Linked DNA regions of Homo sapiens: region 1 is linked to region 2. A link is an interaction called in ENCODE POLR2A ChIA-PET data of the cell type or tissue named here. Cell type or tissue: PC-9. All regions are shown on one strand.

Evidence for each region. ChIA-PET counts read pairs that join two places held together with the same protein. Peaks named below come from ENCODE experiments on the same cell type or tissue, not always from the same donor. Only the 100,000 strongest peaks of a DNase experiment are listed, where the experiment ranks them.
Region 1: POLR2A ChIA-PET joins it to region 2 with 22 read pairs; 1 of 35 experiments calls an interaction of 5 or more read pairs at or near these places.

What each region holds. Positions count from the first base shown.
Region 1 is chr12:31,338,311-31,342,310 of GRCh38, forward strand. No RefSeq gene overlaps it. Among named protein-coding and RNA genes, the nearest start is that of SINHCAF, 14 kb to the left of the region's middle. In PC-9, no CTCF peak of the experiment used is centred here; a DNase peak (open chromatin) is centred at 2,121; H3K27ac peaks cover 614 bases.
Region 2 is chr12:31,004,209-31,008,208 of GRCh38, forward strand. TSPAN11-AS1 (TSPAN11 antisense RNA 1) reads right to left here and starts at 1,764. Exons shown (of 3, transcript XR_007063261.1): 1 at 1,589-1,764. It also overlaps a transcript of TSPAN11 not described here. In PC-9, no CTCF peak of the experiment used is centred here; a DNase peak (open chromatin) is centred at 1,893; H3K4me3 peaks cover 524 bases; H3K27ac peaks cover 3,696 bases.

The DNA.
Region 1 (4,000 bases), 330 kb after region 2:
AGCCTCACATCTCTGTATGAGAATGAGAGCTGATTCTAATCATTTCAATCCATAGATGGCATAAAAATCACCTGTGATCTTTTAAAACACATTTATGTCACAGACTGAAGGAATCAGAATTTCTACACTTGGTACCTGGCTATCTGCATATTTTTAAACCTGCATAGTTGATGCTGATGCACACTAAGGGCTTAGGACAGCTAGCTTCATCCAAGCTTGATTCATCTTTGAATTTCCATAGTGCCTTCAAATAGCAAATGCCAGGTGGGGCATGGTGGCTCACGTCTGTAATCCCAACACTTTAGGAGGCCAAGGCAGGTGGATCCCTTGAGCTCAGGAGTTCCAAACCAGCCTGGGCAAAATGGTGAAACCTCGTCTCTACAAAAAGTACAAAAATTAGCTGGGCATGGTGGTGCACACCTGTGGTCCCAGCTACTTGGGGGGCTGAGGCGGAAGGATTGCTTGAGCCCAGGGAATCGAGACTGCAATGAGCTGTGATGGCATTACTGCACTGCAATGTGGGTGACAGAGCAATTCCCTGTCTCAAAAAAAAAAAAAAGAGCCGGGCGTGCTGGCTCACACCTGTAATCCCAGCACTTTGGGAGGCCGAGGCGGGCGGATCACGAGGTCAGGAGATCAAGACCATCCTGGCTAACACAGTGAAACCCCCGTCTCTACAACAAAATACAAAAAAAAATTAGCTGGGCATGGTGGCGTGCACCTGTAGTCCCAGGTACTCGAGAGGCTGAGGCAGGAGAATTGCTTGAACCCGGGAGGCGGAGGTTGCAGTGAGCCGAGATCGTGCCACTGCACTCCGGCCTGGGTGAGAGTAAGACTCTGTCTCAAAAAATAATAATAATAAATTAAAAAGAAAGAAAAGAAAAGAGAAAAAGCAGATACCTTATAAGTATTTGTTGACTTATCCATAATCATTAATTATTTTTATAAATCCAAATATGGAATCAGAGCTGCCTTTACTGGAAGAAAAGTCTAAGTGTTTGGGTAATAGAGACACTATGAGGATCAGGTAGTTTAAGCAATGTGGGGGTGGCTAGTGGGTGAACTATGAGGATTAAAGGTGCCGGCTGGGCACTGTGGCTCACGCCTGTAATCCCAGCACTTTGGGAGGGTAAGGCGGGTGGATCACCTGAGGTCAGGAGTTCGAGACCAGCCTGGCCAATGTGGTGAAACCCTGCCTCTACTAAAAATACAAAAATAAGCCAGGCGTGGTGGCAAGCGCCTGTAGTCCCAGCTACTCAGGAGGCTGAAGCAGGAGAATCGCTTGAACCCAGGAGGCAGAGGCTGCAGTGAGCCAAGATCCGCCACTGCGTTCCAGCCTGGGTGACAGAGCAAGACTCTGTCTCAAAAAAAAAAAAAAAAAAAAAAAGGTGCCACAAAGGTGTGCTCAGAAACAGCCGTAAGAAATGAGGAGACCAGGCTTATCAGGTCATCGCTTAGGCTAGCAGCTGCCCTTTCAAAATAGCTCTGTGCTTTCTTTTCCTTTTTTTTTTTTTTTTTTTTTTGAGACAGGGTCGTGCCTTGTCATCCAGGCTGGAGTGCAGTGGCACAATCACGGCTCACTGCAACCTCCACCTCCCAGGCTCATGAGATCCTCTGACCTTAGCCTCCCAAGTAGCTGGGACTATAAGCACCATGCACCACCATGTTCAGCTAATTTTTAAATTTTTTTTGTACAGACGGGGTCTTGCTATATTGCCCAGACTGGTCTCGAACTCCTGGGCTCAAGCGATCGGCCCACTTCAGTCTCCCAAAGTGACTGGAGTGGAGTTACAGGCATGAGCCACCACACCCAGCCTGGCCTTTCTTTTTCTTTGAAGGTTACTCTAATTTTCTTACTTTTATTTTCTTCTTTATTATTATTTTTTGTTTCTAATAAACATTGAGACAGCCTTCAAAGTTACCCTAATTTTATCCAGATTACATCTGCTTAAAAATTGTACGATATATTTGAAGGATAAAGAGTTTGCCTTGGCTCCCTCAAATTCTCTGAAACTTGTAAGATAGTGAAACAGGACTAGATCCTACTGGCAGTGCTTTGAGAAAGAATGAATTGATATGTGAAGAGGAAGGAGACTTAAGGGGACCACGGCTGGAATGTGGTCAAACAGGACGGACCACATATGCACCATAAAGGCTGATATTCCTAGTCTGAGGAATTGCCTATTCAAGGAATCATTTTTGGTGATATATCTGCCTAGTAGCCAAATACTCTGATAAGAACAAAAACCCGTGTGTGTGTGTAAGATTAGCTGATGCTTCACTTTTCTCAATGTTTTATATTGCATATTATCATAAGAAGTCTCACTGGATCAGGCCGGGCGCCATGGCTCACACTGGTAATCCCAGCACTTTGGGAGGCCGAGGTGGGTGGATCACCTGAGGTTAGGAGTTTGAGACCAGCCTGGCCCACATGTCGAAACCCTGTCTCTACTAAAAATACGAAAATTAGCCAGGTGTGGTGGCCGGCACCTGTAATCCCAGCTACTCAGGAGACTGAGGCAGAGAATCGCTTGAACCCAGGAGGCGGAGGTTGCAGTGAGCCAAGACTGTGCCACTGCAGTCCAGCCTGGGCGACCAAGAGAGACTCCATCTCAAAAAATAATAATAATAAATAGATCAGTTAATAGGGTTGAAACAAACAAAAATGGAAATATATAAAAAGAAACAAAAACGAAAGAAAAGAAATCTCATTGGAAATCTCACTGGAGATTTTTGCATAAATTTGATCCAAAATGGACTGCTCTTATTACATAAGGATTATAGAGCTGACCCATGATTAGTAAAGTATATGCTTGAGTTGTTTTTCGTAATAATATTATTTCATAATATCATTAATTAATATATTTGTGCACATACTCTGCTATATGATAAGGATATACAATATTATAAAATATACTTCCCAGACTGGGTGTGTTGGCTCACACCTATAATCCCAGCACTTTGGGAGGCCACGGCAGGAGGCCGTGTTTGAGAGCAGCCTGGGCAACATAGAGAGACTGTGTCTCTACAAAAACTTTAAAAAATTGTCAGGGCATGATGGCATGGGCTTTTAGTCCCAGATACTCAGGAGGCTGAGCGGGGAGGACCTCCCCGCTTGAGCCCACAATGCAGAGGTTGTAGTGAGCTGTGATAGTGCCACTGCATTCCAGCCTGGGTGACAGAGCCAGACCTTGTCTAAAAAACAATAGAGTAAAATATACTTCCTATCCTTAATGGGCTTCCAGCCCCAAGAGGGAGACATAACAGTTATGTAAAAAGTAAATACCAGCTGGGCACAGTGGCTCACGCCTGTAATCCCAGCTCTTTGGGAGGCTGAGGCAGGCAGATCACGAGGTCAGGAGTTCAAGACCAGCCTGACCAACACGGTGAAACCCATCTCTACTAAAAATACAAAAATTAGCCAGGCATGGTGGTGACCACCTGTAATCCCAGCTACTCAAGAGGCTGAGGCAGGAGAATCACTTGAACCCAGGAGGCAGAGTTGCAGTGAGCTGAGATCGCGCCATTGCACTCTAGCCTGGCCAGCAGAGCGAGAGTCCATCTCAATTAAAAAAAAAAAAGTATGCATAAGATACTAAGGGAGGCCGGCATGGTGGCTCACGCCTCTAATCCCAGCACTTTGGGAGGCCAAGGCGGGCGGATCACCTGAGGTCAGGAGTTCGAGACCAGCCTGGCCAACATGGCAAAACCCTGTCTCTACTAAAAATACAAAATTAGCCGAGCGTGGTGGCGCATGCCTGTAATCCAAGCTACTCAGGAGGATGAAGCTCGAGAATCGCTTGAACCCAGGAGGCAGAGGTTGCAGTGAGCCGAGATCACGCCATTACACTCTAGCCTGGGCAACAAGAGTGAAACTCCGTATCAAAAAAAAAAAAAGAAAGAAAGATACTAAGGGAGCACAGAGCTGGAATACTTGGGCCAGCTAGTATTCAGAGAAGGTTTGGAGAAAGTGCTGCTTGAGTGGATCTGGAAGGATGAA
Region 2 (4,000 bases):
CACTAGACCAGCCTCAGTTCTGAGGGGTGCATCCTGCCATTGAATACCTGACCCTGCCTGTTCATCTCACACGTCCGGTTGTGTGCATGCCATGACTCCAGCTCTTTCTTCCTGGGGCTATGGTAGTCTAGGGCCAGTCTGATCTCTCTTGGGCTTTCTGTATTTCTTCTCTTTGAGATCACAGAGGATGTGATTGCCACCCACCCACTGCTGATGTCGATGAACCCTGGGAAGGAGATAGAGATCATAGGACCAAACTGGACATCTTTCCCTCCCTCTCAGCAAGGCAACCTGTGGCTGGGTGAAGCTGGCAGGAACAATCAGGGGCGCCACTTCCACTTGCCCAATGGGGTCCTCTGTCGCTGTCTGAGTAGCAAAACTTAAGGATGGCTTCCCAACCCAGAAGCAAGGGGAGAAAGTGAGTAGCATCCACACTAGAGAGAAATTTGAGAGTTTCTAGCAGGAATGTCTGTGAAAGGAACTGGGGTGTGCAGAGCCTGTCTCGAGAAGGCCCGCATGTGGTGGAAGGGGCGGCCTCCCATGCAGTGGAGGGCAGGAGGAAGGAAGAAGGAAAAACCCAACAACTGCTCCTCAGTGAAAAGCACAGGGACCTGCCAGCTCTGCTGCATTTCTGGCAAAGCACTTCACCAGCCCCCAGGGGACCCCCACTGCTCTGGCATCTGAGCTCTGTTAGCAAACACCATCACCCTGTGATGAGTTGCCTCTAGCCTCCTTCCCACTCCTCTCTCCACCTGCCTCTCCCAGGCTCCTGTCTGCAGATGCCAGGACTGGCAGGACCCCTGTGTCCTCTCCACGCATTCTGAGCGAAGGCTGGTGAGTCTCATCTGAGAGCCTTGTGGGGGTTGCATAGTGATTTGTCCTGACTGAGACTGAATGGGGGTCCTGTATTCCCACAGGTCCCCCACACTTAGGGAAAAAAGAAATTAAGCCATTAAAGAAATCAACACAGTAAAAAGTTATCAATCAGACAGCCAACGCTTAACTTACCTCAGAGGTAGTATTCCTGAACAATTAATCACAGTAAAATAAAGTTAAGAAGTTACACTGTAAGGTATAAAAAGCCTGGCGAGGTGCTCAAGGGATCTCGCCCAATAGCAGGCAGACCCCACCCTGCCAACTCCCCCACAGTGGCCACGGACAGCAGCAGCCTCCGCAAGGGTAGTCTCTCCACAGGCGGAAGCACTGTGCTGCCTACCCCATGGGGGGAACAAAATGTCAGTGTGAGGAAGGGCAGGAGACAGACACCCATCGGTGGTGGGGGTTCCTCCAGAGCACACCCCAGCCCACCCCATCATCTCTGGCAAATATGCAGACACAGACGCAGGCATCCAGGTGCCCCGTGCCCCAGGTCTCCCTGTGCCGACAACTCCTCCCCGCCCCTCCACCACTGAGAAGGCTGAGGCTGAGGCAGGGGTGGGTGGGCGCAGGGGTCATATCTGGAGAATGCAGGCTGGCAACACAAAGCTCAAATCCTCTGCCTCCACAGAGCATCCAGTAGAGGAGCGGGGAGTGGGGAGGGGCTTGTGGGGACACTCCGGCCAGCCCACACACACGTCCTACTTCTTACCAGTCCAGTGGATGTGCTGGGTGATGGTTATGGAGAAGGCCAAGCCCAGGATCTGAAAGACACATGGAAGGACCTTCTACAGGAGCTTCAGCACTTCAGCACTCTGGGCCTGACCTCTGCCCCACAAGTTGGGGTGTCACAGCGCTCCTAGTGCAAGTGGGAGTAGCCACTGGTGTGGTGGGAAAATGTCCATGGAATGGAGAAAATGGTGAGCAGAGGTCAGCCGGGTGTGGCAGGAAGGGAGAGGGAGGAACAGGGCAGGAGGACGCCCAGTACAGGAAGGAGGCAAGGCCTGTGGTAGCACAGCCAAAGCTCAGAGCCAGAGAGCTTAGCTGGTGGCATTCAGGAAAATTCCCTTTCAAAACCACAGAGTTGTCTCAGTGGCCATGGCCAAGCTATCATCTAGTCTATGGCAGGAGAATCTAGGGCGAGGCAGGGTGACTCAGGGGATCAGGCCCCAGCCAATGTCAGCACCAACCAACCAGAAGTCGCCAACCACCCCAGTGTGGTCCAGGCCTGATCAGTGCCCTTCTCCAAGCAGGGGCAGGCCTAGGGGCCAGCCTGAGTATCAAGCCTCCCCTGCCTGCTTTCCCAGTTGAGGGCATTTCAAACTAACTTTAATTCAGGGCTCCAAATAAACCCACATCGAAATTTGAGAAGATGAACTCCCATCCTCGCATTTGCTTATGGCCTCCTCAAGGGCCAGGATTTGGGTCTGTTGTACTTGTGGTTAAATCCCCAGACTGGGGCCTCACCCTTGGCAATTCCTTTGGGTTGTCCTCCTAGGATGATCCTGTCTGGGCCCTGCCCTGATTTTGCAGGAGGGAGAAGGTGCAGGCCCCTGGCATAGGGAGGAGCCCTGAGCCAATGGGCATCTCAGGTCTCCCTCATCACCACTGGCCCATTCAACACATGCACAGCAGGTAAACTGAGGCCAGTCAGGCTATGGCTGTATAGTGAGCCCGCACTTCAGACTCCTCATTTATTAATTCTTGTAATTAGCCCAGTATCCCTATGGCATTTTTTTCTTGTTTTGTTTGAACCATATTGAGTTGTAGTTTTAATATATGTTTCTGCCATAGGTATATTTCATGCAGACATCCCATTTCTCTGGGGGTGGGGCCCACGATTTCCCCTTGAAGCTACCCTCCCTCCTGAGCTTCTACCCGCACTTGCACGCTGCTTAGGACCCATGGACAGCCACTGCCCATAGCCGTTCATAGCTGCCACCAGTCTCCCATCGGTGTAGGGGGGGCCCCTCCCCAGGGGTGACCTCTTGTGCTGGGGCTGGGACCACAGCAGAACATTAGGAACCCTCCTAGGCTTCTGTGTAGACTCGCTGTCCACCCTCTCTAAAAACACGAGCATTTCCAAGACCTGGGTTCATATCTTACCCATTTTTTTTCCCCACTGTAAGGTCTAGAATATGCCTGGAATACCAGATAAATATTTGCTTGAGGAATGAATAAATGAGTGATGGGGACAGGTGGGGGTTCCTGAGCAGACCACAGCCCGGGTACAGGGCCACACCCAGACCCACAAACCCACAGAGAAAGCCCTCTGTGCACCCTATTTTCCCCACTCCCAGAAACCCCAGGGCCCCCAAATTACTCCCCTTTCAGTCACCCTTGGCTCCTCACTGACCTGGGATAGGTCGTCTGCCCTACCTGCCCCAGCCCCCATCACAGCCCATCATATCCCCTGGCTATTTTGGTCACCACTGCCTCATGCCTCTCTGTGGAGACAACCAGTCTCCTGGGGTTGGGTGTCACTGGTGGCCCCCACCCCGACCCCTTGGCCCCTCTGCCACCCTCATCCCCTCTTTGCTTCCAGGAGATTTTCAAATGCTAGGGCTCAGCACTCCCCGATGCTTTCTGTGGGCCAGGGCCAGGCCCAACATTTAATAACATTTAATAAATTAGTGAATGGGAAGACTTTTTTGTTTAAGGCTTTAATTTCACAGCCTGACATGCCTGCTAGTAATGAACCTGCCAAGAACTTCGTCTCGGGGAGCAGGGACAACATGTCAGTTCCAGGAGTGCCCCTGCTTTGACTTTCAGTGCCCCTTGCCCCCAGGGACCCCACAGCTCCTTCATTCTCACAGCCATAGAGGCGGGGGCCAGGGAGGAGGGAGAACTGGATGGTGCTTCCACTTCCACATGGAGAGACATGAAGGGGCAGAGGCATCTTGGTCAAAGCTACCCAGTAGGCAGAAGGGCCGCAGCTCCCTGGAACCACAGAGAGGCAGGTGGCCACACAGGGTCTCCCAGGGTCTGAGTGTTCACCCTCCAACAACTTATTCCATTTCTTTTTTCTTTTTTTTTTTTTTTTTGCATAACTTTACTCAAGAATTCTTTCTTATTACCTGAAGAATCTACTTCCCTGTGGCTAACACACATCAGTCCTAGTTTT